Regions from separate parts of the Homo sapiens genome. Here region 1 is linked to region 2. The links are chromatin loops, found by intact Hi-C in ENCODE. Cell type or tissue: PC-3. All regions are shown on one strand. Links, peaks and the distances in the headings refer to the core of each region. The heading gives the core; the rest is flanking DNA. Region 1 has its middle 510 kb from the start of PSAT1. Region 2 has its middle 320 kb from the start of PSAT1.

Region 1 (15,186 bases), core at 3,309-8,308, 190 kb before region 2:
TCTTCATTCTATGGACTAAATTAAGTCCCCTTATATGTTGAAGCCCTAATCCCCAATGTGACTGTATTTGAAATAAGAAAGTAATTAAGTTTAAAAGAAGTCAGAAGGTGGAGCCCTGATGTGATAGGACTAGTCTCCTTATGAGAGGAAACACCAGAGAGTTCACTCTGTCCTCTTGCCATGTGAGGACACGGAGAGATGAAGCTGTCTGCAAACCAGGAAGAGAGCCCTCACCAATAGCCAATCATGCTGGCACCCGGCTCTCAGACTTCCAACTTCCAAAACTGTGAGAAAATAAATTTCTGTTGTTTAAACCACCCGATCTATGGTATTTTGTTATGGCCGCCTGAGCTGACAAATATAGCTCACAAATTGCCAGTTGGACAGGTTTGATGGGGAAATCTCATTCTGCTCCACTCAGCATCAGCTGATGTGGCTCAAAGGCTAGAGGCTGAAGTCATCTGAAGCCTGGATCACTTATCGGCCTGACACCTGGGGACTAGAAAGGCTGGGATCCTTGGGCATCTCTCTATCCAGATATGGTGCCTCCAGGTAAGTTCTTCAGCATTGTGGCTTCAGCTGGACTCCTCATGTGTCAGCTCTGAGCTCCCAAGCTGTGCATCCTCACAGGGAGAATGCCAGGAACACACTCTATCCCCTGTGATGATCTAGGCTTAGAAGTCATGCAGTGTTCTTTCCACTGTACTTTAATTGTTAGCAGTCAGTTACTAAGGTCAGCCTATATTCAAGTTTAAGGGCTATTAGCAATGCCTTTTTCTTCTTCTTCTTCTTTTTTTTTTTTTTTTTTTTTTTTTTGAGACAGAGTCTCGCTCTGTTGCCCAGGCTGGAATGCAGTAGCATGATGTTGGCTCACTGCAACCTCCACCTCCCAGGTTCAAGCAATTCTCCTGCCTCAGCCTCCTGAGTAGCTGGGACTACAGGTGCTTACTGCCATGCCCGCCTAAATCTGTATTTTTAGTAGAGATGGGATTTCGCTATGTTGGCCAGACTGGTCTCGAACTCCTGACCTCAAGTGATCCACCTGCCTCAGACTTCCAAAGTGCTGGGATTACAGAAGTGAGCCACTGTGCCTGGCCAAGCACTACCTCTTAATAAGAGAAATGTCAAATAATTTGCAGACCTATTTTAAAACCACCAGTGTGTGTGGGGGGGGGGGTGGGGGGGTGGGGGGGGTGGGGCGGGGGGTGGTGCTTGTGTGTGTGCACCACACGTACAAAAGTATTTTTAAAATGTCCTGAACACACACCAAATTCATGATTGTGATTGCCCAGTGGGGAAGATGAATAGGGCCTACCAAAAAAGTCCAGGTCGATCTTTAATATTTTATTACTATTTTACTTGAGAATAATATGATAAAATGTTAATAAGTATCAATCCCATGAGATCAGGAATATTGTTTGTGCAGGTTAATTGCAATATTAGCCTTAATTAAAGGCCTCTCTATGTCCACACCTTCTACAATACCACTTCATAGTTGATACAATACCCATCAAGATATGGTGTCTATTTCTGCACTCCTTGAACAAGGCTGGATTACTGACTTGTTTGGGGTGATAAAAAGCAGAGAGTCCAGTGATGTGGCATTTCTGGGACAAGGTTTCAAGAGTCACGTACACTCCTGCTGTCTCTTTCTCAGACCCCTGCCTTCACCATGAGAACAACCCTGAACTGGTTTATTGGAGGATGAGAGACCATGTGGAGCATAGCTGAATCATTAAAGCTGCAGCCATCACAAACCAGCCAACTCTTGCCCCTTGTCACACAGAACTACCAGCTGACCACAGATGCATGAGCAAGCCCAGCCCCGATCAACAGAACTTCCCATGCAGCCCTGCAGTCATGAGAAATAATAAATGATTAATGTCTTAAGCAACTAAACATTGAGCTGGTATGTTACACAGCCATACTAACTGATGTAGAGTACTTGTTACATTATTCTCTAAACTTTTCAATATTTTTCCAGTTATTGAAGATGAAAAAGAAAGAGAGAGCACATACGTGGAACAGAAAGAAAAATTAAAGCCACATTGGTGGAAGTTTCAAAACCCAAAAGCGCAATTGATCCCTCATTTTGAATGCTTTGAGTAATAAAATTCCACAGATACTTATTAAATTATTTGTACCTGTCAGGAGAATGTTTGCTGATTCAAACACCACCATTAAGCATACCGAAACAACCAAACCACATTAATTACAATAAGAAAATTACACACTAGAAAATGCACTTTTGTTGGTATGTTGCTTTAATCTAACACAAAATACAGACAGTAATTAATCTTCAGTTATTCCCTGAAATGAAACAGGCATGAAGTGGACACTTACTATTTATGCTTTGCATATTATATAATGGCAGTTAAAAACAACACATAACAATGCCAAGGTCAATAAAATAGAGGCTTAGTAAACAAAGTTTTCTTAGCCCAAATCTACCAGGCTAGTGCAATGAGATTGAATAGTGGAAATCTTTATACTCATCCAGTAACATCTTTATGTTTGAATACATGTACATATATATGAAAATTTTGTAGTTTTTATAGTTTGGTAATTTATTTAAAAAAACAAAACATGGAAGTTTTCAATTCAAAGTGTTTCCTTCAAAAAAAATTCATATGTACCGTGCCCTCCACTGGTAGGGGTTCTGATATATGTATATTTCAAAGACACAGAAGCAAAGGCAGCAATAAATGGGAAAAAGCCTGTTATTCGCAACATTATCTCTGAGTCCTGAAATTCTGGGTTCTGGGGTATCTAGCCATATTCCTACTAAAAAGAATTGCTCAGCTTACTGAGAACACAGCATGAGCTCCAGTGACCAAAGCACTTTTTATATTTAGACAGAGGGGGTAGTTTTATTTCACCACCAATGAGTAAATAAGCATCTCCAATTTTGTACAACCACTGCAATTTCATTTAATTTTATTCTTTACAATAAAGGTAACATTACATTAATAACCCCAAATAATTTTGTTTTATTGTGCCACTCTTTTCATATCCAAGAGATTCACAGATCAGTGCAAAAATCTTTTAGCAGACCAGGTGACCTAATTTCTGGTTTGAAAAAATAAGAGGCATCATGTTCCCGTGTGTGTGCACGTGTGTGTGTGTGTGTGTGCGCGCGCGCGCGCGCACGCGTGCATGCTCACACACTGACCTAAAAGTTATTCTTTCAAGGGCTTCTATGAGGCTCATTACATAGAGATCAAAATTAATTGTTGAAGTAGGCAACTATTATGGTTCTGTCCTCTTGGACCAATACATATAAAGACAATGGTGGGAAATCAATAATGTCACTAGGTCAAGGACACTTGGTAGTACAGAGCCAATAAACGTTCTTTGTCCATATTTACACAGGACCGATCTTTAAAAAAAAAAAGAAAGAAAGAAAAGAAAAAGCGATTTCCAAAGCTATAATCTCTACTCATGTGAAAATCTCAAGGCTTTTGTGGAAGTTACTATCCAGTACGTATTTCTGCTGTCAGACTACTTCTGTCACTGCATTTAAACCATGAAGTGCATTTGCTGCTGATTCGACTATTATGGCAGGAAAATGACCTGTAAAGTTCTTTTGAGGAGCTTGGCATTTTGCATATATTATAGAAATACAAGAGAAGAAATGTGTTAAAAATGAAGTTTATGAAAAGTCATCCAACTAAACTTTACATTTTATAGAATACAGAGACTGCCTGATTTGTGAGACTAAGTGGGAAGGGGGGAAGAATTTGTCAAGACAGAAAATCTACACATTCTCATGTTTTCAAGGGCATTTATCAATTTTTTTTTCTATGTACAAAATCTCGATGGTAAGTGACAAAGTAAAAAATGTGCCAAACTGTATTATTTGAACTTTTTTTGTGGCTTTGATGTGCAAAGAAGGTAACAGATTGAAGCATATGCTTTATTGGGTGGGAGGCAGGGTGACAAATGTGTGGGGACTATGATCCGAGAGCAATCTGATTGAAAGCAACGACAAAAGCCTCAAATTTTTATGAGCTCTCCAAAGGAAGAGACCTTGGTTTCATGCAGGGGAGGTTAGAATTATATCCCTCATAGGTAATGTGAATATCTCTGCTTAATGTGTAGCAATCGAATTGTTGATTAAGATACAAAATTTCTGAGTCTGCATCGCAACCTGGTGCTAACTGAGTATTTTGTCATCACTGAGCATCTCTCATCATTGATAATGTCAAGTGAAAAAAAATCACTGGGGCCAAAGGGTGCTGCTATTTACCTCATCAAGACAGTTTGCCAAGGGACTTCACAGGCTTAGAGCCAGGTAGAACTATGGCCCTTCCTCAGTTATCCCCAACCAGGGAGTGGGGAGGAAGAAGAGGCAATTAACCATTTCACTGCTGGTCAGAGATAATTGTGCCACTAAAAGGTTTTCTTCTCCCATTTGAGTGGTCAGATATCAAACCCGCAACAGGACCCAGAACAGGAATTTTATTCCTTAATCATATCCCTGTGGCTGCTTCACTGACTAGCTTCAGTGAGAGCTCAGCACATTATTTACAAGAATTAAAGAGCTTGGGGAGTCAGGGTGGAGGGAGAAGGAGGAATTTTTATCGTAACAGCCCTCGCAAGCATCGATACTGCTAAAGGTCGGCCCACATTTCCATCAAAACCTCCTGATTCCAGACATTTATAACTGGGCTATAAAAATCACTCTTGGGCTGCAATTCGGCAAAGAGCTGAGGGGAAAATCGTCCCCTCTTGGTGGCTGTTGATTTGCTTTGGTTTGCCTTCTGTTTTAGTAATTTGCGGAAAATACACAGTTATTTGAAAGATGCTACCTAAATGTAATCCTCAGAAGGAGAAAATGTTAACACTTGGGAATGCAGTCATTTGTATTTTCACTTCCAGTGAAAGTGGTGAATTTGACTCCACAGTGAATCGTGTTGTGGTCCCAATTACTTTTGGCATTTTCAAGAAACAAAGACAATGGACAAAGCCTTTCACTCAAAGGCAGAAGGGCTCTACATGTTTGTGAAGCTTGTACATATTCCCCGGGCCATGTCGAAGGACAGGCTGTTGACTGTTAGTCTCCGAACTAATTTCCTCCTATAAAAACTGAGTCAGTGTGATCACACTGGAGAGCTCAGCATTTTTAATTGCCTCAAGGTGCTTATTTGCAGGGAAGGAATAAACTCGGGAGGATCAAATAAGAAAGGGAGGAAAACTTGGCTTATCCTTTCAGATGAATCCAATCATTTTCACCTCTCATCACTTTCACATCTGTGATTTTCCTCCTTCCTGGCAAGAAGGAGATATGCTTTTCTCTGCCATTAAGAAGAGATGATTACTAGGGCCTGAGTCACACATCTCAGCTTGTTTCGGGAGCCCTGACCGCCCTCTCCCTTGTACTTAGGAGAAGCCGGAAGCTGTTCTGGTCGTGCCCCTACAACCCCAGTGCAAAGCCACCTGGCCAGCTGGGGCCACCTTAGGGGAAAAACACATAGAGATTGAAAGCGCACTGGGGGAAAATAAGCCCTCAGTATTCAAGTCACTGGAGGAAGAACGTGATCGGCAGCGCTAGCATACTGGCTCTAAAGAGCAACTGGGTTTCCCTCTAGGAGTCCTGTGGAATTCACAGGCCCAAAGAAAGGGAGTCCTGGAGATCAACTTGCTGGGAATGGAGAAAAGGGGTTAGTGTTATTCCCTTACATTCATCAGCTCAGCGTACATGAATTCAGATTTCTGTAACTCAACATTTATCTTTTTTTAAATGTCCTTAGGTAACTACTCCCATTCCACCAATGAGGAAAGCAAAAACAGAAAAGCCAGCTGAATTTAGTCTCGTATGTCCACATATGGGACTTTAGCCCTCCTTGCCTGCGGGGTGGAGAAGGAGACCAGAACACCCTTTAAATCTTTCCTGGGTTCTAATAAAATGAAAAGAGAAGGTTTTAAGTCTTTCATTTGCAGTACTACACTTAGAGCATGGCCAAGGCTGCTGTCCTGGGACACACACATTCAAGGGCCCACTCTACGCCTCCAATGGCTGGTGCCTACACAAGGGAGAAGTCTGCAAGGCAAAGGGCTCATGCCCACCCAGAGCCTCTGCCCTGCCCCCATTCAAGACCATGAACTCAGCATCCGGAGCCCTGGGATTACTTACTCTTACTGGAGCAAGAATTACTATGACTGCTCCTACCATCATGGCCCCTAGCCATAATATGATTTATCTCCACACTAGCAGAAACTAACTGAGCCCCTTTTGATCTAACAGAGGGAGTCTCCTGCCCAAACACCTTCCAACTGCTCCAAACCTTCCCTCAACGATCTTTCTAAGTACAGACCATGCCAATAGGCACACCTTAGGCCCAAGATATAAAGAGGAAATAGTTGTTTTCTGGGGATGTAGAGAGAGCTTGAACATGCAGGCTGGAGTATCCACACATGTGTACGCAAAGCCCCTTGCAGAGCAGGACAAAGCAGAGTGGGAAGTGAACAGGAGTTAGCAAGGTATGGGGGCTGTTCTCCTTACATAGCCATATTCTGGCACAGAAGTCCAAGAATTCTACTTTTGAAGCTGGTCTTCTAGGATATTATAAAAGTATTTGTGTCAAGAAACAAGAAAGACAGAAGGATAGAAGAATATTTTATCAACTTGTGAGTTTGATGTAGGACTTTTGAGTATTTAGATCTCCATTTATACTCTTGCTCTAGGTTCTTTGGAGTTGGGGTGGGCCTGTTGCAAAGCTACACTAAGGATGAGCTGAGCTGTGCCTGGAGTTGTCATGAGTGTAACTATAAAGTCTAATTTTATTTTACTCTTTTTTCCTCTGTTGAAATCAGGTGTGTAATCGCTACTTCAATAATTGCCCAGAAGTCCACCTGCCATCTTATTTTGCCTTTACTATTTGTTTGGTTTCTAGTTCTCTTTATTTCCTGGCTTAGTGTTCCGCAATGGGCAGCTCTATGCAAATCTACTCCCAAAGGCTGAGGAAGCTGAGAGGCCGAAGAAAGAAACTGACAAATCCAGCTTCTTAGGAAGAAACATTTAATAGGCACTTACAAAGAGAAGCCATAGCTGTGTCTCAGGCGATGGGGAGACAAGATGGTGGGGTCCCCATGCTATGATTCCCCAGACCCAAGGCTCATAAACCATATGGAAGGAATTTGTAGGACAGCTGAAGTCAACCCCTCAGAGAAAGGCAAGAATGCAATGTGAATCTACCTAAGGACAGAATTTACAGTTCATGTTGTTTTGACCCAAGGGCAGGATTTACAGTAGGTACATGCTCTAAAAAAAAAGAACAGCAGATAAAATAGAGAACTTAGAGGCATTCCTAGAGCTGCAGTTAATCAGAAGTGAACATGGTGAATTAGCATCCAAGATGGAGTTGCTTTAGCCTCCACACTCAAATTTCTATTCACCCCTACCATATTCCCTTCTGTTTACCTGAAAGTTCTGATATTTTTTTAAATTTCTCTAATAGCTGTTTTTGTTCATACATTTTGTTCATTACATTGCTCTATTATTATATCAAAATTAAAATTAACCATAATCACACCACCCACCCACCTACCCCCAAAATAAAGCCTTTAAAAGGCTTTTGGCCTGGCATGGTGGCTCATGCCTGTAATCCCAGCACTTTGGGAGGCCAAGGCAGGTGGATCACGAGGTCAGGAGTTCAATATCAGCCTGGCCAAGATGGTGAAACTCCCATCTCTGCTAAAAATATAAAAAATTAGCCGTGTGGTGGCAGGCGCCTGTAGTCCCAGCTACCCAGGAGGCTGAGGCAGAGAACTGCTTGAACCCGGGAGGTGGAGGTTGCAGTGAGCCGAGATTGCACCACTGCACTCCAGCCTGGGCAAAAGAGCAAGACTCCATCTCAAGAAAAAAAAAAAAGCCTTTTGCTTCTTCACTCTCTTTCCTTTCTGACCCATTTCCAAATTCAGTGTTTTGCTTGGCTAGTTTAGCTTCAGGCTATTATTGAGTTTTAATTACTGTAGGTCCCTTCCAATCCAAGAATCCTTACTTGAAACATATAGAACCCCATCTGGCAGACCAAAACCTTGTTTCCCAACCTATATCAAATACAAAATCTAATTTCTGTTGGATTAAAGATTAACTGTATTGTGAAACCCATTTAGACTTACTTGACAAGGGTCTTGAAATGTCTTTTCAGGTGGATCTATAGATATCAGACAAAAGAGAATCAGGGATGTGAGCCATAATGAGGAAACATAAAATGTTGGCCAAGAACACAGAAGATAGCCAGCACTCAGGACATACACAGAAGTAAACACTAGGATGAGAAGTCTGTCCAGAGTCAGGGATCATGCCCCACTGGGGGCCAAGGAAAAGCAGCAGAGAGAGGGTGGGAGTCAGCAGGAACAGTGATGTGAACGTGCAGACACACTTTGAAATGGAGACCAAGAAGGAAGCAGTACCAACATGTCCAGCACATAGCAGAAGACACGAACTCCTTGTATTTCCACAGTACTTGGCAGGTTACAAAGTACTTCCATGTATAATATGGGATTTAATCCTTCTCACTAACGGCAAGCTAGGTACTACTAACCCCTATTTACAGACAAAGAAATAGAAGCTTAAAGAGTTTCCTTGTTTACTCAATGTAAGCCTGAAAGAGGTAAAAGCAGTTCTGGAGCCCAGGGTCTTCTGTTGCTTTACCCAGATGTGTCCTTTTCTACCTTACAGCACCAGGCTGTAAATGACAGCTCCCTGTTCAGTGATGCTCAGACATTCTGGATTCCCTTCTGTTATCTGTTGCAATTGGAGTGGGAGGGGCAAAAAGAAGGTTCATACTATTTCTGGTTGTCATTTTTCCGGGCAGCCATTTATGGTAGTTCCATGAGTCTGACCCCTGGCAGCACCCCAGACACACCATGCCAGCATTGGATTTATGACCGTCCTAACTACTGTCATCCAATCTGCTAAGCTGTGCAGGGCACAGACATCAGGAAATATGTCTTTCTGTAAATATAATACAGGGGAACTTATTTGTTGTGGCAGCAAGGAGCAGAGAAGGACATTGCTCTCTGGGCCCCAAAGGGAAAAAAAAGATGATGTACGATGTAAGGTAGGGTATTAATCATGTCCGACATCCCTGGATAATCAACTGGAGTCATCCTTGGGAACAATTTCTTTTCAAGGATAAAAAGGGAGAAAATAAATGGGGAGGGGCTTATCAAATGGGACCATATAACCTGAAAGGATGCTGAACTACTACGGCTCAGCATTCTTACTGGAAAGCTGGCTGGCAATTAGGTTCAAGAGTTTGAAGGTCATCAAAATGGTTGCTGAATATTTTCTCTTCCATTCATCTTATCTACACTGAAGTCATCCCCATGGAAGCTCAAAGTCTGAATTTAGTAGGTCAAAGCTATTATCCTCAAGGCTCATAACATCATGAAGCATTTCCTGTATCTCCAGTAGAAGGCTGGCATCATCTGCAACTCTCTAGGCCAGTTCAGGCAGAGGTAGATCTTATTTACGCCTGTGCCGAGATAACTGCACTATGGGATGCCTGATGAAACATGAAATACAACGCCCCCAGATGGGAACCTGGTGCCATGCTAACTATGGGAAGAGACTACTCTTCAATGCTGAGGAGTGACTCAAATTAACTTCAAGGCAGGGGAAAACCAATCTCTGCTCCACTAGAGCATAAAGAAGAAAAGGATAAACACACAGAAGTTACTGAGGAAAGATCTGGATTAAATCTTGTCCTTTCATAGCAAAATTCCACTAAGGTGAGTGGCAAGTTGCAAAACTGCAATAGCTCACAACGATATGATGTAATAAGGGCTATGATAGAGATGTGCACAAAATAGTAAATGAGCACAGATGGGGTCAAGTGACTTTCCCAAGGTCATGTTGTTGATACGCACTAAAGGAACGAACAGAGTCCACGGCTTCTGCCCCAAATCTGGAATGCTTTCCACTGTACCAAAGCTACTTTCCTATATCAGCTATACTTCTGGCCCTTAATTGGGTTTCCTTTTTATTAATTTAAAAATCATGCCTTATAAAATTGCTAATTTGCTCTTTTTTGTCCACGTCCCTCAGATTTCTTTCTCTATTTACATCTATACACTGGTTTCATTTTTCCCAGTCTTAGCCACTAAGTCCCAGGGGCCATGCTTGACCTTCTCTGACCTTTAGATTGTAACAGGATTCATCAGCCCCAGCCAACTGGAAAACCCTTTCCTTCTTACTCCTGCTTCATCTTCTATGCACTGCAGTTTGGTCTGAATCTACCAGGTGTGACTCTTCAGCAAAATGCTTCTAGATAGTTGTATTCCTTTCATACACTTGTGATACAATCATACACATCAGCCCTTTGAAATTAAGAGTAACAAAAATGACAGTGTCCAAATCTAACAAAATAAATGACTGTAGCACGGTAAAATCCTTTAGGCTGAATGTAAAACAGTGCAGCGCTGTTTAAAAAGTCTGGCAGTTCCTCAAAAGGCTAAAAGTAGAATAACCACATGACTTAGCTATTCCCCTCCTAAGTGTATACTAGAGAAATGAAAACATATGTCTCCACAAACATTTGTACATGAATGTTCATAGTAGCATTATTCATAATACACAACAGTAGAAACAACCCAAATGTCTGTCAACTGATGAACGGTTAAACAAATTGTGTTACATCCATACAGTGAAATATCATTCAACCATAAAAAAGAATGGACTACTGATACATACTACAATATGGCTGACCCTTAAAAACATTATGCTAAATGAAAGAAGCCAGTCATACAATCATAGAGTGAATGATTCCATTTATAGAGAATGTCCAGAATAGGCAAATATATTGAGATATAGAGGAGATTAATGGTTGTCTTGGGCTGAGGTGGTTGGGGGAAATGGGAAGTGAATGCTAATAGGTAGATTTTCTTTTTTTGGTAGGGTGATAAAAAATATTCTAAAATCTATTTTGGTGTTAGTTGTACAACTCTGTGAATATACTAAAATTCATTGAATTACACACCTTAAATGGGTGAAATCTGTGGCATGTGAATCATATCGCAATTGAGCTGTTATTTAAAAATCCTCCAAGCTATGTTCCATTGTCTCGCATCCCAAAACCATAAAATAAAAAAAATGAACAAAGTGCTCTATTGCTAAAATTATTTCTGGCAATAATGTCAACAATTAGCAGGTATTCTGTCAACACTGTGGTCTGGAGCTTTACATATGTTCTGTCTATTCATCACAATAGCATTGCAAAGAAGATATTTTTAGTAGACATCTAAGGTCTTCTCTGCCCAGCCTCCTCTCTGTCATTTGACACTGTAATTCAACCTTTAATTTAGAATAATGCTGTATATTCATAATGCCATTATGTATATATAACATCAACATTAGTGGAAAGGGGAAAAATAAAACAAAGAATAGGTAAAAATAATAAACTCTCAAATTAGAGCAACAAAAATAACTGTAAATAAATTGCAAATACAAAAAATAAATTTTTATTTAAAAATATAATTGTTTGCCTCTGTGAATTGAGTGGCTGGTAGCCCCTAAGTCACTGTGCTGTGACGCAGTGTCCATGTAAAATAATGTAATGTAGACCCTAGCACCCAGATTTTGGTCTCTAACTATCCCCCACTAAAAGGAACCAAAGTTCCATGGCAAATAGCTTCGAAATGGGAAAAATCAAAACAAGCCTGGGAAACCTTGCTAGAAAGTGAGAATACTTTCACAAGTAGCTGCATTTCAGGGGTTGGTTGGTACTGGTTGTCAGTGAAAGACCATGAGTCCATAATAATTACAAAGGATAAAATTGTAACATGTGCTGAAAAACACACACAAGAAAAAAACAGTGATCATTATTTACTATTGTGAGGCAAATGACCAATGCCAAATTTCTAATTTACCTTAAAAGAAGGGTTTATAATTAGAGCAAATCATTGAATTGAAAAATGAACATAAAGTAACCCCAATTTGTTTAACTGATACATTTCCTCCCCTTCATTAGGTAATTCAAAGTTACTGTAGAAACATCAATATGTTTTGTTTCATACTCTGGCTGAGATGTAAGAAATGTTTCTAAAAGACACAAAGACCAGGCCTGCTGAGTTGATACCCCTGAGGGAGCAAAGAAGTTGGCTGGAGGCTGGAGACCAAGGAGACTGCCCCTCTCTGACAGAGCATCTGCTTCAGATCTTGCTGGTGGTAGACAGTTGAGCCCTTTCCCTATTATACTTTCAATCGGAACTCATATTCTTCGTGTTGGCGTCCTCCATCCTTCCATCAGTAACATCATCAGCCCATTCTGCCAACCTCACTGTACCACTACATGCATGACCAGGATTCCAAAGTAAAACTGAAAAGGAAGTAGCTAAACGTAGCTGGAGATTAGGGAAGCCCGGTATATTTCAAGGTAAGAATTGAGGGAGAGAAGGTGGGAGAGTTAAGCCAGGCCAGAACCACAGCTTCTCTACCCTGGGAGAGGAGCTAAACTTTATTACTAAAACTACAGGGAGCCACTGAAAGATAATCTAATCTGTTTCACGCCTGTGTCATCTAGTACTGACAATAATGTATTTGGAAGAGCCACTGTGGTCAGAGATGGGCTAATGGTCACCAAAAAATAATCAAGTGGCCTACTGAACACACTCCTTCAGAGGGTTTTGAAAGCCAAACTGGAATCATTAATTTTCATGAGTAATTTTTTAAAGAAATTTTGTACATGGCATAAACCGAGTGAAGCCCGGTTTATGACTTAAACATGATAATTTCTTGAGAAAAGGGCCTTAGCATTCCACTTTCCACAAATCAATGTGTAGGTTAGATTGTCAATACTTTCTGGCAAAAATCCACCAGGAACACACTTGTCGTTGAATAAGTTGGGTATGTTTCTCACTGCCATGAAGAAGAATGTGCTGATGGAGAACTATGGGGTACATAAAAAAGAGCATGTTGGAAAGGACTTGCAGGATTTGGATTCATGTTAGGTGATTTCGGGGAAGATTTCATAATGTCGAACCATGCTCTAGATTGAATGTTGTCAGAGATTCTATAATTTGGTATCTTAATAGTTCTTAACTAGAAGGAGAAGAAGATTAAAGCCAGGCTAAAGCTGTAATTGGTAAAGCAACATTAGTCCCTTGTATTAGCCAGGATAGGGGGATGTGTTCGTGTGGTTTCATGTGACTTCGTTTTTGTATTAGACAAAATTGCAAGAATGATCTTGCTTTTGTTCCACTTATTCGTGGTTGTCACTGAGTGGGCCTGTCCATGTGGGTTTTCTATGAGATTACATCCCACAGAGACACCAAGGCCTGGATGAGAATGCCAGGCGGCCTGTCAGAGGTTAGGTGGTGGCTTTCCTCTTTTTTAAGTTGCAAGTGAAGAAATCTCAGTACACTGAACTTACATGTTGCAAAAAGCCATATGTCTGGAAAGTCTTAAATTATTTAAAAGACACATATATATTTGTTTGGTTACATGTTATAACTTTCCCATAAGCCTTTTTAACAGTTCAGATGTCCGTGAAACAAGGCAAAGATGAGGAAGTTTGTGTTTATTTAAAGACAATGTATTTCTTTTCATCTTCCCTGCCTTAACTTGTAAAATGAGATCCTTAATTTCTCACAACTAAAAAAAAAAAATTATATTAAAAAATACCACCTACTCTCATGTTCTTTAATGTTAAAATACTGTTGACAATCGTTCCTAGCTATTTACATGAAACTTTGAACAAAACCATTTAATTACTTGCAATTAGGAACAATACTGGTCCTGGCTTGTTAGTATGATTGGGAATAAGCTAAAGGGAGAATGGTGGAGGAAAAACCAGAAGGCAAGAACTGGATTAAGTTCGGTAATTTATAAGAAATAAGAATTTTTGTAGTATATCAGTAATACAAAAGATTGTTAAAGACAAAGTAGACTAAATTTCTCTTCCAAAGGAAAATCTCATATCTAAAACCTTCAGATATAATCCTCTTGGTCATGTTTCTTTTTTTAAAAAAGGACTGTCTTTGATGTCCTGTATTTTTGTGTTTTTCCTATTCAATGTCCAGTTCCTTTTATAGACTGTAAACTGTGTATGAGTAAAAACATGTTTATTTCATCATCAACCCTACATAAAATATGGAGATAGATAGTTAAATATGTTGCATGAATGCATGAGAGAACAAAGTGATTTTTATAAGTTAGATATCTCTTTAATGCTTCATCTTTGCTTCTCATTTGAAGGTTTCAACATTTCATTGCTATTCTTTCTAAATTTCCCCCTGCATTAAGGACAAAATATGGTAATAGCAAATAACCAATTGTTTTCCTTTCAGAACATCAATATTTTCCATGTTTTATTATTCTGGAAACTTTGAAACATACAGAAAAGTTGAAAAATGGTACAATAAGTATCTTTAGAGTAACCACATAGCACTCTTTGCTAAATAGTGCCCTGGTACACACCTGCCATCCTGGTGTCATTTTAATAATATCACCTTTCTCTCTCAAAATTGTCCCAGTTTGGATGACCATTCAATCTATAAATCGCTACCTAGAATCCACAATTTGTAAAAAAAAAAAAAAAAAAAAAAAAAAAAAAAAAAAAAAGCAAAAAAAGGGTAATTATAGATTAAAAGAGAGTTAAGAAACTTATATATAGCAACTAAATATGATGCAACATTTGTTTGAATTCTGACTGAAGCAAATTCTTTAAACATTTATATGATAGTTGAGAAAACTTGAATGCTATTTTTTGATGACATTAAGGAACTATTAATGTTTAAGTGTGCAATGGTATGGTGGTTATATTTCAAAATTTGTATCTTTTAGTGATATATACTGAAACATATAATGTGTAAAATTGGCCTTAAAAAGTATTCATGGCTGGGCCGGGTGCAGTGGCTCACGCCTGTAACCCCAGCACTTTGAGAGACCAAGGCAGGTGGATCATGAGGTCAGGAGATCGAGACCATCCTGGCTAACACGGTGAAACCCCGTCTCTACTAAAAATACAAAAAATTAGCCGGGCATGGTGGCAGGCGCCTGTAATCCCAGCTACTCGGGAGGCTGAGGCAGGAGAATGGCGTGAACCAGGGAGGCAGAGCTTGCAGTGAGCAGAGATTGCGCCACTGCACTCCAGTCTGGGCGGCAGAACGACACTCCATCTCAAAAAAAATAAAAAAAAATAAAAAATAAAAAAGTATTCATGGCTGGGGATGAAGGGG
Region 2 (15,186 bases), core at 5,682-10,681:
TACAGAAGAAAAATCAGAAATTCCTTATTATTCTGTTACAGGCCTCCTTCTGAATCAAATTTCTAAATTCCTGCTGTCTAAATTTCTGCTCTTCTAAATGGAGTTGGAAACATTTAGATAGGTATGTGCAGATCAGCATTGCCTTATTTGGAGTTGCTCTTTCAGGAAACAAGGCAGAAGCTATTTAATAATATTCCTCTTCAAAGTTATATGGCACTTTTCATCTAAGAATATCAGAGCACTCTGCCGCAATTAAATTATTAATCCTCCTGACAACTCCATCAAGGAAGTATCTGCTTTATTATCAGTGAGAACACTTGGCATTTACATGCTCGCCTTGAGAATGCTATTCAATCATACGCAGTTAATTAACGCGTACAACACATTCAGGAGGCAGGTCAGCATTCTGGTCCCAAGTTTCAGATAAAGAAACTGAGGCCCCAAAATGACAAGTTGTTTCCAGACAACTTACCCAAGTGAGACTGGTAATAAAAATTACGTGCTGCCTTAATCTTGGTGAAGAGTCATTTATACATTGAGCTCTCAAACATTTAAATACCTATAACTGTATAGCTCGTTATAAAATCATCAACTAAATTGGCATCAACCTCAGGGCAGGAACCTAGCCTTCTTTAATAGTCCCAATAACAATATCTTTATAGCAATATAAATTTTGCATAATATTTCCACACACAGTTCTCATTTGACTTTTATTATGACCTTAGGAGGTTGATGTCATTGATTTTGCAAGTGAAGAAATGGAGTCTCAAAGAGAATACAAGATTTGCCCATCATTATATGGATAGTAAATTAAAAAGGCAGTCTTGAATTCAGGAATTTTGTTTTTAAGCATAGTGCTATTTCTCCTGTACCAGTGTTTCTCCTCTAACCTCTCAGATGTTTATTATAAAATGATTTGCCCTTGACCTCCATCCAAGGTATTTTGTTTTCTGACCCCCAAGGTGGTGCTAATCATATTTTTATGTCACCTATAAAGTTGTTCCATGGTATGGACTTTGACAAAAGGGTTATAATAAAAGTTTCTTTCAGTTGATAACAAAATCTGCCATAAACAAAAGAAAGAAAAGCTGCACTATTGTTGCTTTTAACTCAACATGTTGTATTTCGGTATATTCAGTCAAAAAAATTGAAACCATTCTGGGAATTTCAAACAGAGGGAACTTAACTCAGGGAATTGACAAAATATGCTGAAAGGCTGCAAGAGCAGAGGGGAGAGGGGGCTAAATTTGAAAATAATAATAATAATAAGAGTGGTAAGACCCAGATGCTGATAATGGCTCTTAGCTGAATGAAACCCATGAACTGAATTGGTGCTAAAGAGTTGGAGGCACCAACTGCAGTCAATTTTAGATTTAGAGAAGAGGCATCTCCTCAGCTAAGCATGTGAGCACTAAGACAGTGCTGTTCTGCCTGGAATTCATAATTACACCCCAGCAATCACCACACTGAGTGAGCCCAAAGCCACAAGCTTCTTTCTTCTTCCCATCTGTTGATCCCTTACCAGTGCCTCCTAATGGTAGATGCCAAAAGAAAGCCAGCTGGAAAGGGAGCTGGGAAAAGTAGACTCTGAGACTCTTCCCTAGCAGGGCATAGGATGGAGAGGTGAGTATGAGTCTGGGAGACCTTGGGGAAATCAATGGCATGTTGTACATTGTAAAGGCTCAGGCAGATGAAGCAGGGAGTGCCAGAGCTCTCCTCAACCCCAGGCAGTGCTCTGCACCTCAATGACAGGCAGGGAAGGCATTACAAAGGCTATTCCCACAACCACCCTGAAAAGGCTGAAAATAAAACATGCCCGCCAGGAAAACAATATATGCTGAACGAAAAGGTTAGTGTTCTTTGTACCATAAAATCCATAGGGGAAGATAAGGAGCCCATCTAGGCAAGAAGATAGTTGTCATTAATACAAAAATATGTCATGTGAGTCCTTGAGAAGAATATGGATCTCTGCTATACAGAAGCCAATAGTGACAGTGGGAAGAAAAAAAATAAAACAAGACACATATGATGTTGGCTAAAAGAGTTCTGAGGAGTAAGGTGGGAGAAGGATAGGTGACCTGCAAGAAGAGCCAGAGTTAGAGAGAAACCAGGATGTCTTTTCAGAGTGGAACAAACGAAGAAAAGACTTCAGGAAGAACCTATGGCCAAGGACAGAGACGGGAAGAGAGAGAGACCCAAAATGGATTCACAGAGCTGGACAGGTTGACAGCAAGCCAGAAGAGCTTACAAGAAAGCATCAAGCTTAAGGCCAGCAAATGTCCAGCAAGGTCTGAAGGACAAAGCTCAGGGGAATAACAACCAAATGCAATATGCTGCCTCAGTTTCCCAGAGATGATTAGCCCCAAGGGAATGAAGACACCAGCTTCTAAGAGAGACTCTGAAGCAAGCACAATGCTCATTTATGGCCACTGCACCACCACCCTCTACACCTCAATCCCCGGACCCACTGACACCATACATTAGAGAACTGCCCTTCCAATGTCTAGCTCTCCTCATTTAGTATATACACAGATGGTCATTGGAACACTCATTTTCTTTGTTAAGTATCTTGTGTAGTATAGGTTTCTCAGAATTATACATTGATTTTCTAAAACCAACGAGTGACCATTGCTAGGAGGTGTCTGGTTTCTTCCATTTAACAGCTTAGCTAGTTACACATGAAGTTCTTTCTTCTATCAACCTTCATTTCCTAAGGTCTCAGACACATACAAAGATTACAGAGTTGGAGAGATCAAGGTCCCTTTCACTGATTGTAGCCATAAACCCCACTATGTGACTACAGAATCTAGAAATGTCCCATAAGGTAAGTGGAAATACGGTTCAAGACACCCACAATTAGTTTTGGGGAGAAACTTTCTTTGCTCAGGATGAGTTTACCCCTCCTCACTTGGAGTGCACAATTAATGCAAGCCGATAGGTAGTGATATGGCTGGGTGTGTATGTAGAGACGGTGGGAGATGAAGCTGAAATTTTTAGTCTGTGTTAGGATCTGAAGAAACTTGAGTGCTTTGCTAAGAAAAATTAAACCTTATATGGTAAGAAATAAGGAACACACCAGAGTACTTCTACTATCATGAAGAAAATGTCACAAATCCCATACAAGTAAGTCTGGATGTGCAGCTAGAAATCACATCTTAAATCAGTCATTCCCTGCTCCATGGTCCCTCAGCACCTTGTACATAGCAAGAGAGAGAAGTGCTCTTAGAATCTGTGCCTCCCAGCTGGGCGCAATAGCTCACACCTGTAATCCCAGCACTTTGGGAGGCCAAGGCGGGCGGATCACGAGGTCAGCAGTTTGACATCAGCCTGGCCAATATGGTGAAACCCTGTCTCTATTAAAAATACAAAAAAAAAATTAGCCGGGCATGGTGGCGGGTGCCTGTAGTCCCAGCTACTCAGGAGGCTGAGACAGAAGAATCACTTGAACCTGGGAGGCAGGGGTTGCAGTGAGCCGAGATGGTGCCACTGCACTCCAGCCTGGGCAACAGAAGGACATTCTGTCTCCAAAAATAAAAAAAATAAAAAATAAATCTGTGCCTCCTTCTCCAACAAGCATTTTCCTTTCTCTTGGTAACTTTCCAAATTTTTATTTAGACATCCACACACCCTCATGCGTCCTACATTGTTGGGGGTATGAGGCCAATTCAGAGGTGGACACAGTCCCCAAATCAAGCCAAACATGCAGCAGGAGAAAGTTTGCTGCTCACTTTGGAGAAAGAAACTTCCCTGTTCATAAGAAAGCTCTTAGCAAAGGAAAAAGAAGGATAAACCTTCTTGCAAACATGAGAAGTCAGTTTTTTTAATGACATTGATATTATGGAAGACAATCATGAGAAAGAATCCTGAAGGATATCCTTGATCCTAAATCCAACATTAACTCAATCAAGCTAGATAGACATATTATATAAAAATTTTTTAAAAGACCATTATTGTTTAAGTCAATTGTAGTTCAGTTTTCTGTTACAAGCAATGAAAAACCACTCTAATTCATACAAGTGCCTATACCACACCATATGTTATGTGTGTGTCCTTCTCCCTCAGAAGACCATGAGCTCCCATCATGCAGGGAAAAGCCCTAATATCATTTTCAAATCACCAGCATCTGGTCCACATTAAATGGTCCCCAAAATGTTGTTGGACATATTGAATTGAGGTAGTTACCTCAATTCCATGAGGAATTAGCATGGAACTTACCATAGCAACTTACCATGAGGCAGTTCTGAAGCAATGTGATGACATCTTGCCTTCTTCACTTCTCAGCAGAGTCCCAGCCTGCCCTTTCTTCCATCTCTGGGATCAGCACTCTCATCTCCCGGTTGCCCAAGCCTCTAACACCTCCTTCTATTCCACACTTCAAAACCTCACTGTCAGCCAGTCACGGTGGCTCATGTCTGTAATCTCAGCACTTTGGGAGGGCAAGGTGGGTAATTCGCTTGAACTTAGGAGTTTGATACCAGCCTGGGCAACATGGTGAATCCCTGTCTCTACAAACACAGAAAAATTAGTGGGGCATGGTGGTGTGTGCTTGTAGTCCCAGCTACTTAGGAGGCTGAGATGGAAGAATCACTTGAGCCCAGAAGGCCGAGGCTGCAGTGAGGTAACATCATGCCACTGCACTCCAGTCTGGATGATAGAGTAACTCTCTGCCTCAAAAAAATAAAAATAAACTCACTGCCACTTAAAGGCCAATTGATTCTAAATCCTCAAAACTAAGGCCCCCTGCTTCTCTCTCCTCAATTCTAACACCTTGTTCTGACCACCCTGATAACGATTTCAGATGAAAGAAACTGTCTCCAAAACTGGTTCCCTGACTCAGGTCTTGCCTCCCTTCCCTTTCTTCTCCAGTCTGCAGCCAGACTGATTTTTAAATGCATATCTGGTTATGGTGTTTCCATGACTGGGAGACTTTCCTGGCTTGTCACTACTCTCAGGTTAAAACCCAGAGTCAGGGCGGGCACAGTGGCTCACGCCTGTAATCCCAGCACTTTGGGAGGCTGAGGCGGGCAGGTCATCTGAGGTCAGGAGTTCGAGACCAGCCTGACCAACACGGTAAAACCCCATTTCTACTAAAAATACAAAAATTAGCTGGGCATGATGACGCGCACCTGTAATCCCAGCTACTCAGGAGGCTGAGGCCAGAGAATCGTTCGAACCCAGGAAGTGGAGGTTGCAGCGAGCCGAGATCGTGCTATTGCACTCCAGCCTGGGCAACAGAGTGAGACTTCGTCTCAACAAACAAAACAAAACAAAACAAAACAAAACCACCCTAGAGTCTTCCTTATTACAAGGAGCCCCTGGTGATCTGGTCCCTTTCATATTTTGCCAGAGCCATTTTTTCTGTACCCTACCCTTCACCACATACTATAATACACCTTTAGACTACCACCAGCACCCTAACACAATGAGTCCTCCCCCAAGGCCTTCAAATAAGCTGCCCTGAGATACACTTCCTGCAATGTTTCATCTATACAAATCTGTCTCCAGAGCTCAGCCATCACCTCCTCTAAGAAACCTTCTCATTCTCTCCTTGCCACCCAGTCTGTTAGCAGCCCCTCCAAAACAATCCAAATGTACCTATCTCATAGCACTTGTCATATTGTATTATCTTCAACTATTTATATGTATTTTCTGTCAGGCTTTCAACCACTTTTTAGAAGCCAACTCCAGGCAGAAACCTTGTCATATTCATCATTGAATGCCCAGGACCATGGTTAGTTCACAGCAGATGATCAGAAAACTATTAAGATGAATCAATGAAGAAGCAAATATTGGACAGTCAAAAACATTCCAGCTTCTTTTTCTCACTTTAAGACCTACAAAAATATGTTTTTTTCCAAAATTGTATTCTAAAACAACTGAATTTATTCAGGGGCCCACAAAATAGTGTCCCCAAAGCCAATAGAAATCATTATCAAACATTTTTGTGGCCCAACTTCGCACTTCACTACTGTACTGCCATCTTTCCACTACACTTGAATGTCTGCATACAACCAGTTAAAGATAAATTTTCAGGTTGGAGTGGTTGGCTGGCCATACATAGAAAACACAGACCATGAGTATATGCAACAGCAAGTCCCAAGGCAGCTCTCTTTTTCTCTAGTATCAGTGGGAAAAAAAGGGGAGTGACATATTCTAAGTTCTCGGTGCTCCCAACAGAACTTGCTGCATACTGGTAGGATGGAGGCCTTGTTTCAGTCTGCAGATCTCCACAGAGCCTGGTGGAAAACAGCTCCTCACCAGCAGATCTCCTTGGGAGGACAGCAGCACCCCAGGCCTCAGGCTGCCCTGGAGGGTTGACCACAGACTGCTCTGTTACCAGGACAACAGAGAGTTATTCTTCCTCTTAAGGAGAAGGGCCTGGTATTTTGAAGCAAGGTTGCCCAGGCAGAAGTGAATGTTCCCCACACACACACATCCATCCACTCCCTTAAAATATTTACCTAAGAGCCAATTACACTCTTACAATTTAAAGTTCGTATGGCACTATATTTGCCAGATAAAATACTGGACTCCCAGTTAAAATTGAATTTTATTTTGAATAAAATTGAATTTTATTTTGAATAAAATTGAATTTTATTTCAATTAAAATTGAATTTTTAAAAAAACAAATATTTTTAGTGTAAGTATTTAGTTGAACAATGGATTTTACATAGACATATGGCCCATGCAATACTTGAGACATATTTATTCTAAAAAAAATTCACTGTTTATCTGAAATTCAAATTTTATGGGGAGCCCGGTATTTTTATTTTCTAAAGCTGCCAAGTCCATATTGCATCAAAATTCAAACTGCTACATTTAATCAGCTACTTTTTACACTTCAAGGTCTGCAGATTTCAAGTAACGTAATAGATAGTCTTGAAAAAGATTTTGAGACATAGCAACAATTTTGTGTGTGTGTGTGTGTGTGTGTGTGTGTGTGTGTGTGTGGACACGGAGACTTGCTCTGTCACCCAGGCTGGAGTCCAGTGGCGCGATCTCCGCTCACTATAAGCTCCGCCTCCTGGGTTCATGCCATTCTCCTGCCTCAGCCTCCTGAGTAGCTGGAACTACAGGCACCCGCCACCATGCCCGGCTAATTTTTTTGTATGTTTAGTAGAGATGGGGTTTCACCATGTTAGCCAGGCTGGTCTCCATCTTCTGACCTCATGATCCACCTGCCTTGGCCTCCCAAAGTGCTGGGATTACAGGCATGAGCCACGGCGCCCAGGAGAGACATAGCAACAATTCTAAAAGGGGATTACCCTAGAGATCCTTACCAACACAATGACTCAATGAGGGCATATAATACAGATTTGTTTGTTGATTTGCTTGCTTCAGTGAAAGAATGAATTATGGTGAGCTTTTTTACCCCCTTTCATTTAGGAGTTCTGTGCAAGTTTTATACAACTTGAGCTACCAGCTTTCCCCAAGAGCCAAATATTAAATACAGAGGACTGTGAGACCTTCACTCTTCCCTCTCGGAATCATCAAAAGCTGACCGTGTGCTTTCTGAGAGTTCATCCTCTCATTTACTGATCCTTCCAGATCCAGAGATGGATGAGTAACCATACAAGCAAGAAAAGAACTGGGTTGCATGAACAAAAAGACACTATGGAAATTCTCCCAGGACTCCTCAAAAGAAAACGAGTCCAACCCTCTGCATTAGTTAGCTTGACTCATTTGCTGTTCATGGCGAGGACTGAATTACAGCAGCCTATAATAGTCACATAGTAATGTTTGCTTTGGCTCATTGCTCAGTGGTGAAATTTCCTCTGCAGTAACTGATGCCATCCCCAGCACCCTAAATCTCAAAATGTGTGCCCCATTCTCTCTGCTGGTACACTCACCGGCTGTTGGATAAGGTGTCTCTATCGGGGTCTTCAGGTAAGTACCCTGTCATTTGCCTTTCATTTTCTATGCACCATCTAAAAAATAGTCTCAATTCAAAACGCATTTCCAGTCAGAAAGTAAGATTCTTTAAGTCTCTTTTCTAAAGCAGAGACATCTTCTTCCCTTTTCCTGATGTGTCATCAGCGACTTTAAAAGCAATCCCCTTGTGTCTGTCACAGTGACTCAAAAACTAGGCCAGTGATGATTCTGTCATTTAGTGGTTCTGCAGCATGTGTGCCCCACTGTCTTTCATTTCTATGCTTTGAAATACTAAGTGGGCCACACGGAGACATCTTTTTATCACAAAGTACTCCATGTAATGACTTTGGAACACCAGGAGAAAATTGGAGCTGCAGGGAGGGGGGTGACTTTTGCATAATTGCTGTTTATTTCTGTGGCAAGTCACTAGTTGGGAAAACATGTATTTGAGGGACACTTAAGGTCTGGCATTTCAATCCTTGACTTCAGTCCTTGTAACTGCCTTTTGCGTGATGACATTTGAAACTTGACCACCCTAGACCACCTGGTTGCCAAATAGCAGCCACTTTGGCATGAAGTAACTCCAGAGGGATGGGAAGAGGCTGTCTTCTAAGAAAAGAAAAGAAGAGAGAAGAGAAGAGGAAAAAGAAAAAGAAAGAAAGAAAAAGAATAAATGTCTGCTCGGGCCCTGTATCATCCCAAACAAGCAGCTGCAGTCAAAAGGTTTCTCCTATCTTGTACAGCCAGAAAAGGTGAGCTGTTCCAGACAAGGCCAGAGAAAAATACACTAAAATGTGTAAGGGCGGGCAGCAGGAGGGGGTACCACTTATTTTTTAAAGGAACTTGAAAGGGTTCAATTGTAGGATAAGAACAGTACTTTCCACCCCCATTCAACCCCCTTTTCAGTGTGTCTGAGCACATAGCACACAGTTAGAATCTGCAAACTCTGCCCAGATCCTGGTTATCATGAAGGCCTGACACTGGCATAAGTCCCTTTCAGCTGAGACCATCATGTTCCCCGTGTATGTCACAGCCCCTATTCTCCTTAGATTGCTGTAAGGAGAGAAGTTAATTGAAACTCTTTTCTTTAGTTTCATCCTTGGCTCTTATCCCTGCAACTCTATCGTAACTTCTCCATTCACCTGTTTCCCTTTCTTGACCCCCAAAAAAACAATTAAAGAGAGGCAAGATAGGTTGGGCGCAGTGGCTCATGCCTGAAATCCCAGCACTTTGGGAGGCTGAGGCAAGTAGATCACCTGAGGTCAGGAGTTTGAGACCAGCCTGGGCAACATGGTGAAACCCTGTTACTAAAAATTAGCTGGGCATGGTGGTGCACGCCTGTAATCCCAGCTACTCAGGAGGCTGAGGAAGGAGAACCGCTTGAACCCAGGAGGCAGAGGTTGCAGCGAGCTGAGACTGCACCACTGGACTCCAGCCTGGGCGACAGAGCAAGACTATGAGAAAAAAAAAAGAGAGAGAGAGAGAGAGAGGCAAGATAGAGTCAAATAGAAGAGGAGTGAGTATTGAGGGAACAGAAAAGGCCTGAAGAAAGTCTGTAGAGCACACTTGCAGCTCAGGTTTTCACTCCCTGAGAAGCCAGAAGAAATCAAAACAAAAAAAAGATTACAGACCACTCCTCTCTCCTATAATAACAATAATAAACATGAATATAAAGGTTACATTGTTCTAAGCACTTCACATATGTTACCAGGTTTAATCCTCACATGCCCTATGAGGTAGATATTAACATTATCCCGTTTAGCAGGGGAGGAGACAGGCCCAGAGAAGTTAAGTAATTTGCTTGGCATCACACAGCATATATGTTGAAGAAGAACCTGAAGAACCACTCAAACCCTGCAGCCTGACTCTGCCATCTCTAGCCTGCCTCCTGTGGGTTGAAAGTGTTCACTTCTGGCCATACTGTTCTCCCACTCTGTTAATATCCCATGTTTCTCTTCTCTTGGGGATTAAATATGAAGAGGCAGATTTACTGCCTCATAGATTTCCCTGGATGTTTCTACGGACCAGAAATGAGGACTGTAGGGCTGGGCACAGTGGCTCAAGCCTGTATGCTTGTAATCCTGGCACTTTGGGAGGCTGGGGTGGGCAGATTGCTTGAGGTCAGGAGTTTGAAATCAGCCTGGCCAACATGGTGAAACCCCATCTCCACTAAAAATACAAAAATTAGCCAGGTGCAGTGGCAGGTGCCTATAATCCCAGCTACTCGGGAGGCTGAGACAGGAGAATCGCTTGAACCTGGGAAGCAGAGGTTGCAGTAAGCCGAGATGGCAAGATCACACCACTGCACTCAAGCCTCCGTCTCAAAAGAAAAAAAAAAAAAAAAAAAAAAATCAGGGCTGTAACAACAGAAGACAGGAACTGTGCCAGCTTAAATCCACAAATCAAGGTCATCCCCAGTGTACTTGTATTCTTTGGTCATTTAATCAGAAAAGCAGTGAAAATTACGAATAAGATCAAACCTTGGCTGGCTGATGGAAGTAGGCTGGTGTGAGTGGGGATGAGTTTGTTGCACGATTTAACTTGTGCAATTGTAGGAGCTGGTTAAGCCACCTCTATAAGGCCATTGTCCTTGGGAGTACTTTAGAAGCCTGAAAGCAGAAGCAGTCAGAACTCTGAAATTTCAGAATTTCCTGAAAGCAGGAAAGGTTGGAACCCCACAAGGTATAAAGCCCATGAAAGTTCTTATTGACTTTGACCTTGACCTTAATAGTATGAGTGTCCTGCAGTAGCTGGTAGTGGGGCCAGCATTTGTCATCAACATACACACTTGGCACAGGAGTTGGAAGAGCTGAAGGAGGATACAGGGGGCAGTGAGCAGATCTAAGCTCAGCCACTGTCTCGCACTAATGAGGTGAGCCAGCAGAGAAGGGGTACCCACCGCATGGGAGCTGCAACGTGGCTGCTGCTTCCCTTCCACCCTCTGAATCTCCCACAGGCTACCTCTTATGGCCCACCCTATGTGGCTGAACACAGGGAAGGGAGTTCTGGAAAATGTGGCTCAGGCTAGCCAAATCAACAACCACCAAGCCACCATGCAACCTAATTGAAACTGTTCCACACCACGGTGCCTGTGTAGTAATTTTATCATCTAACCAACTTCACCACTCAGTAAATAGGGAAGGCAGAATAGTCAAACGATTGAGACACAGACTCAGGAACGAAAGAGACCTAAGTTCAAATCCTAGCCCCAAGAGTTACTCACTGTGTGACTCCTATAGGCTTTAATTTCCTCATTTGTAACATAGGCTTAACAATAATGCTGTCTTAATTGAATACAGTAAAGACTGTATTCATAGTAAAGACTGTGAGAGTATACCTGTAAAGTGCTAGTTTCTACATCTAGGGCCTAGTAAATATTCAGGAATACTTACATGTAATATAAAGTAACACATACATTACATACATAAGTAGTAATAAAGTAATCGTTTTTATTAATAATTTCTAATTTTGCAATAAATTATACAATGACCAGATTGTGTTTTTTTTTCTCTCAGCCAAATAGAGTTCTTATTATACTTCACGAAGAACAACAACCTATGAGGTCTCCTGACTTGGTGTCCCCATATATTTAGAGTTTTCATATAAGATGTATATTAATATCGAAATGAAAAGTATTCCTTACTAAAATGTGGCTAGGGAGTCACTTGAGTATTTGAATGGTTTCTGTTGAGGATCTTTGATCTAAATATGCTTATTTTAAGCCAGGAGAAATCAGTAACAGGAAGACAAAGAGAAAGAACCACAGATAGCTTGGATCCACCCCATAAAGTAAGTTCATGATTTGTAAGGGTCATGTGATCTCTGTGAGTTACAGAATCCCTGAAACTCAAAATTGGTATGAACCACAGAAGCAGTTTAATCAAACCCTGCTCTGACACATCAATCTTCTCTATACCACTCTTGATAAGTCTGGGACTTAGAAATGTCAAGTGATCAGAAATACCACTCCTGCAGGCCAGACCAGTCCATATAAAGACAACTCCAATTTTTAAAATGTTATTGCTTATATAGTCGGATGTTGCCTCCTTGCAACTTAGAGCTATTAGTCATTGTTCTGCCCTCTTTAGCCACACAGGGAAAAGTATAGCACATTGGTCTTTAGTCTTTGAGAATCTCATTAATTCTATGGACCTACTCCACCCAAAGGTATAAATGTTCCCATTCACACAAACTGCATGTAAGCTCAGAGGCTTCTCTATCTCCTTTAACTCCTGCTGACCAAGTCTCCACATGACCTCCCTTCCTTAATCCAAAGACAACTGTCAAGTTCTTCCCAAGTCCTCCTTTGCGCAAAGATCCATCAACTGTTTTTTGGCATGATTTCGAAATCTCTTACTATCATGGGCCTGTTTCCACGAATCAGCTCTTCCTTCCAATGTCCCTCTTAATTAGTTGCACTCAGAAATAAACACAATGCTATAAGAGCAACCTGGGCAGTTCAGAATATAGGGAAACCATCACCATTTGTGTAATCATGTTCCAATTCAGCCCAATATTGCATGAGCTTTCTTGGTCATCAATTGTGGTGCTAGTTCAATTTATAGTAAGCAGAGCTTCAGTTTTCTATTTTGCAGGATAAGATGGTTTGAAAAGAACATCTCTGAGTACCTTCCACCCCTAAACTGTATAGGTCTACTGAAAAGGACCCCCTAAAGGTGATAATCTCACCAACAAATTCCAGGGCTAAAGCATTGCTTAAGGGAGACATGGAAGAAAATAATGGTGAAGACATATTGGGTAAGTTGTTACATTTTTTTTAAGGCTTTGGCTGTGGTTATAATGAGAATAGGTATAAAATGGAAAGATTTGTGGTATTTACTAAAATGCCACATTAAGGGTAAAAAAGCTTTTCCCATATTACCTTTGAAGAGCATTTTCAGATTAATAAAGAGCTTTCATAAACATTAATTCAAACTATCTTGTTTGGAAGACTACTTCTGAAGCTTTATTACACTGTCCTAATTAACACTCAGCAAAGAAACACTGTACTGGCTTATCAGTCTCTCAGAAATGAGGGGCTCCCAATCATTACCAAGCTTATCATTTAGCATTTATGCATGTGTAGGAAGCATATGAATTTGTAGGCTCCAGTTCAGCTGGTGTTCTATAGCTGAACTCCACTAATTTAAACGACTTGAGGCCACATGTGTCGTAAAGTGGCGATTTATCTAGATTAGTCATTGAACATTGATAGCCACGATCCTTTCTGCAAAATGCACAGCACATTCTTATCCTAAGATGCCTCAACATTATGAATTCCTTTCACTTGGTTGAGTGTTTCATTTGCCTGCTAATACAAAATTCATTGAGGCAGCAGGCAGCATTGGGAGCTGTTGGGAGTTCTAGTTCAACGCACCACAGTCCCATTGCAGTAAGACTAATGGCAAAGAGGGCACCTCAGAATAACCCACTTGCCTGTCTGGCATAACAGTAGGCTTTTTGTATATGTGAAGTACAGGTACAGGATTTACAATGATTGGGGATAAATTTGCAAATCTGACCACCAGAGACCAGGACTGTTTCCACTGCGGTTCTGAAACTACTTAGCAAAAATGCTTCAGAGTGTTCAGCAGGGAGAGGAAATGTGATAATTGTGGGAAGATTGGACATTATATTAGAGTGAGCTCTTTGGCACAAAAGAATAATGTCTGTGAAATGCTAGTTTCAGGTTGCGTAACACTGAATTTTCATCATGCTGCTTTAAGGATGCAAAATGAGGGGGCAACAGGCAGTAAGGCTTTAAATCTGAACCAACTGGGCGACTGTTTGAGGGTTCTGCATCAAAGAATGGAGATAGCTGGATGGGGACAAGAAGACTCAAGGTTATTCTATGAGCTACAGAACTGTAACTTCCAGCTGCCAGACTTGAAGCGTGGCGTTTCAGCTCATCAAGGCATGAATGAGGCTTGTGTCTTCCACATTCGCAAGAGATTAGTTTGTGTGTGAAACACAACAGAATAATTTCCAGAGAAAAATAGAGAAACCATTTTGGAGAACTAAAATAAGATGTTTCCTTGGTAATTATGTTGTCTTGGAGCAGAGAGGGCTTTAATGGGATTTATCTCCCTCAAGTTTTTCTGGACTCATAGCCTCCCTCTTTATAGTAAAAATTAAAAAACATTACCTAGTACTTACCTTCAGGTTTCTTTGAACTAATGCCTGAAGTCACACAATTAGTAAGTGATAGAACTGAAGTTCCAAGTAGTACTCTTGGACTACAAAACTTTTGTCCTTTAGTCTTCACTATTCCATTTCACTGAGTAATTATTTTTTAAGCACATTAATTGACAAATATTTTTCATCAATGCATTAGTCAGGATAGACTTGGCTAGGTTGCAGGAACAAATAATACCTTCAATCTTACTGGCTTGATATTTCACACAATCTACTTTAGGGCATGCAGTTCTTCCAGAAAGCTCTTCTCCAAGTACAGACTTAAGAACCCATACAGTTTTCATCTTGTAACTACATTATCTAGAAACATTGGCTTCCAAAATCTGAAAGGAGAACATCACATTGGTGATACTTCAGTCACATGACTCTTGTCCCGGTAACTACAACGCAATGAAAAGCGGGAGTATGAATACTTCAGCTTTCTTGTTAGGAGGAGGCAGAGTTCTGCTTCTCAATGTAATAGTGTATTCTCCCTCGGTACTAAGGGGGATTGGAAGCTGGACAGCCAAAAAATTGTAAAATGTCCATTTTATTCACAATATGTAGCTTATTGTGCTAGAAGCTATACAGGATATAAGTAATGCATGACTACAGCTTCGAAAGAAAATCATCTTCAAGAAGTCTGACACATTGATCTACAGAATCAGCTATAATTTCAAAGACAAGTCAGTAAAACGATGGAGAGGAGGCATGACAAGTGCTGTTTATAGAACTTGCCAGTCTCAAAATTTGAACTGGTATATTTACAATTTCTCTTAAGTGATAAGGCCTCCTCATTTATTCAGAATGGAATGGAAAAAATGTCTAAAAAGAGAAAATGATTCACTTATTAGAAAATTTGAAAACAAAAGCTTTTTTTCTCTTGAACTTACTGCTTTTTCATTAACATCACCGAAACCCAGTTTTCTAATCTGGAAAATTATTATAATATATGCTATACTTTTCCTTGGGTGATGCCTACTATGTAAATAGTAGCATAGATAGTATTTCTCTCCATTTTCTTGGCCCTTGGTCATTTTTTACTGCATTAAGGAAATAGTGATTGTACGTGCCATAGTTGGGTCTCCTGAATTTATTCTTTGACTTCAGTCTCATTGTCAAATCCTACTCTGTTATAGG

What was found. Hi-C counts contacts between places; a loop is a spot of excess contacts. Peaks named below come from ENCODE experiments on the same cell type or tissue, not always from the same donor. Only the 100,000 strongest peaks of a DNase experiment are listed, where the experiment ranks them.
Region 1: it touches region 2 in a loop (4-fold over the local background); 1 of 110 quality-filtered maps calls a loop at or near these places.

The regions. Positions count from the first base shown.
Region 1 is chr9:78,801,934-78,817,119 of GRCh38, reverse strand. No RefSeq gene overlaps it. Among named protein-coding and RNA genes, the nearest start is that of PSAT1, 510 kb to the right of the region's middle. In PC-3, for the core only: no CTCF peak of the experiment used is centred there; a DNase peak (open chromatin) is centred at 5,329; H3K27ac peaks cover 645 bases.
Region 2 is chr9:78,613,463-78,628,648 of GRCh38, reverse strand. No RefSeq gene overlaps it. Among named protein-coding and RNA genes, the nearest start is that of PSAT1, 320 kb to the right of the region's middle. In PC-3, for the core only: no CTCF peak of the experiment used is centred there; DNase peaks (open chromatin) are centred at 7,668 and 8,048; H3K4me3 peaks cover 815 bases; H3K27ac peaks cover 1,991 bases.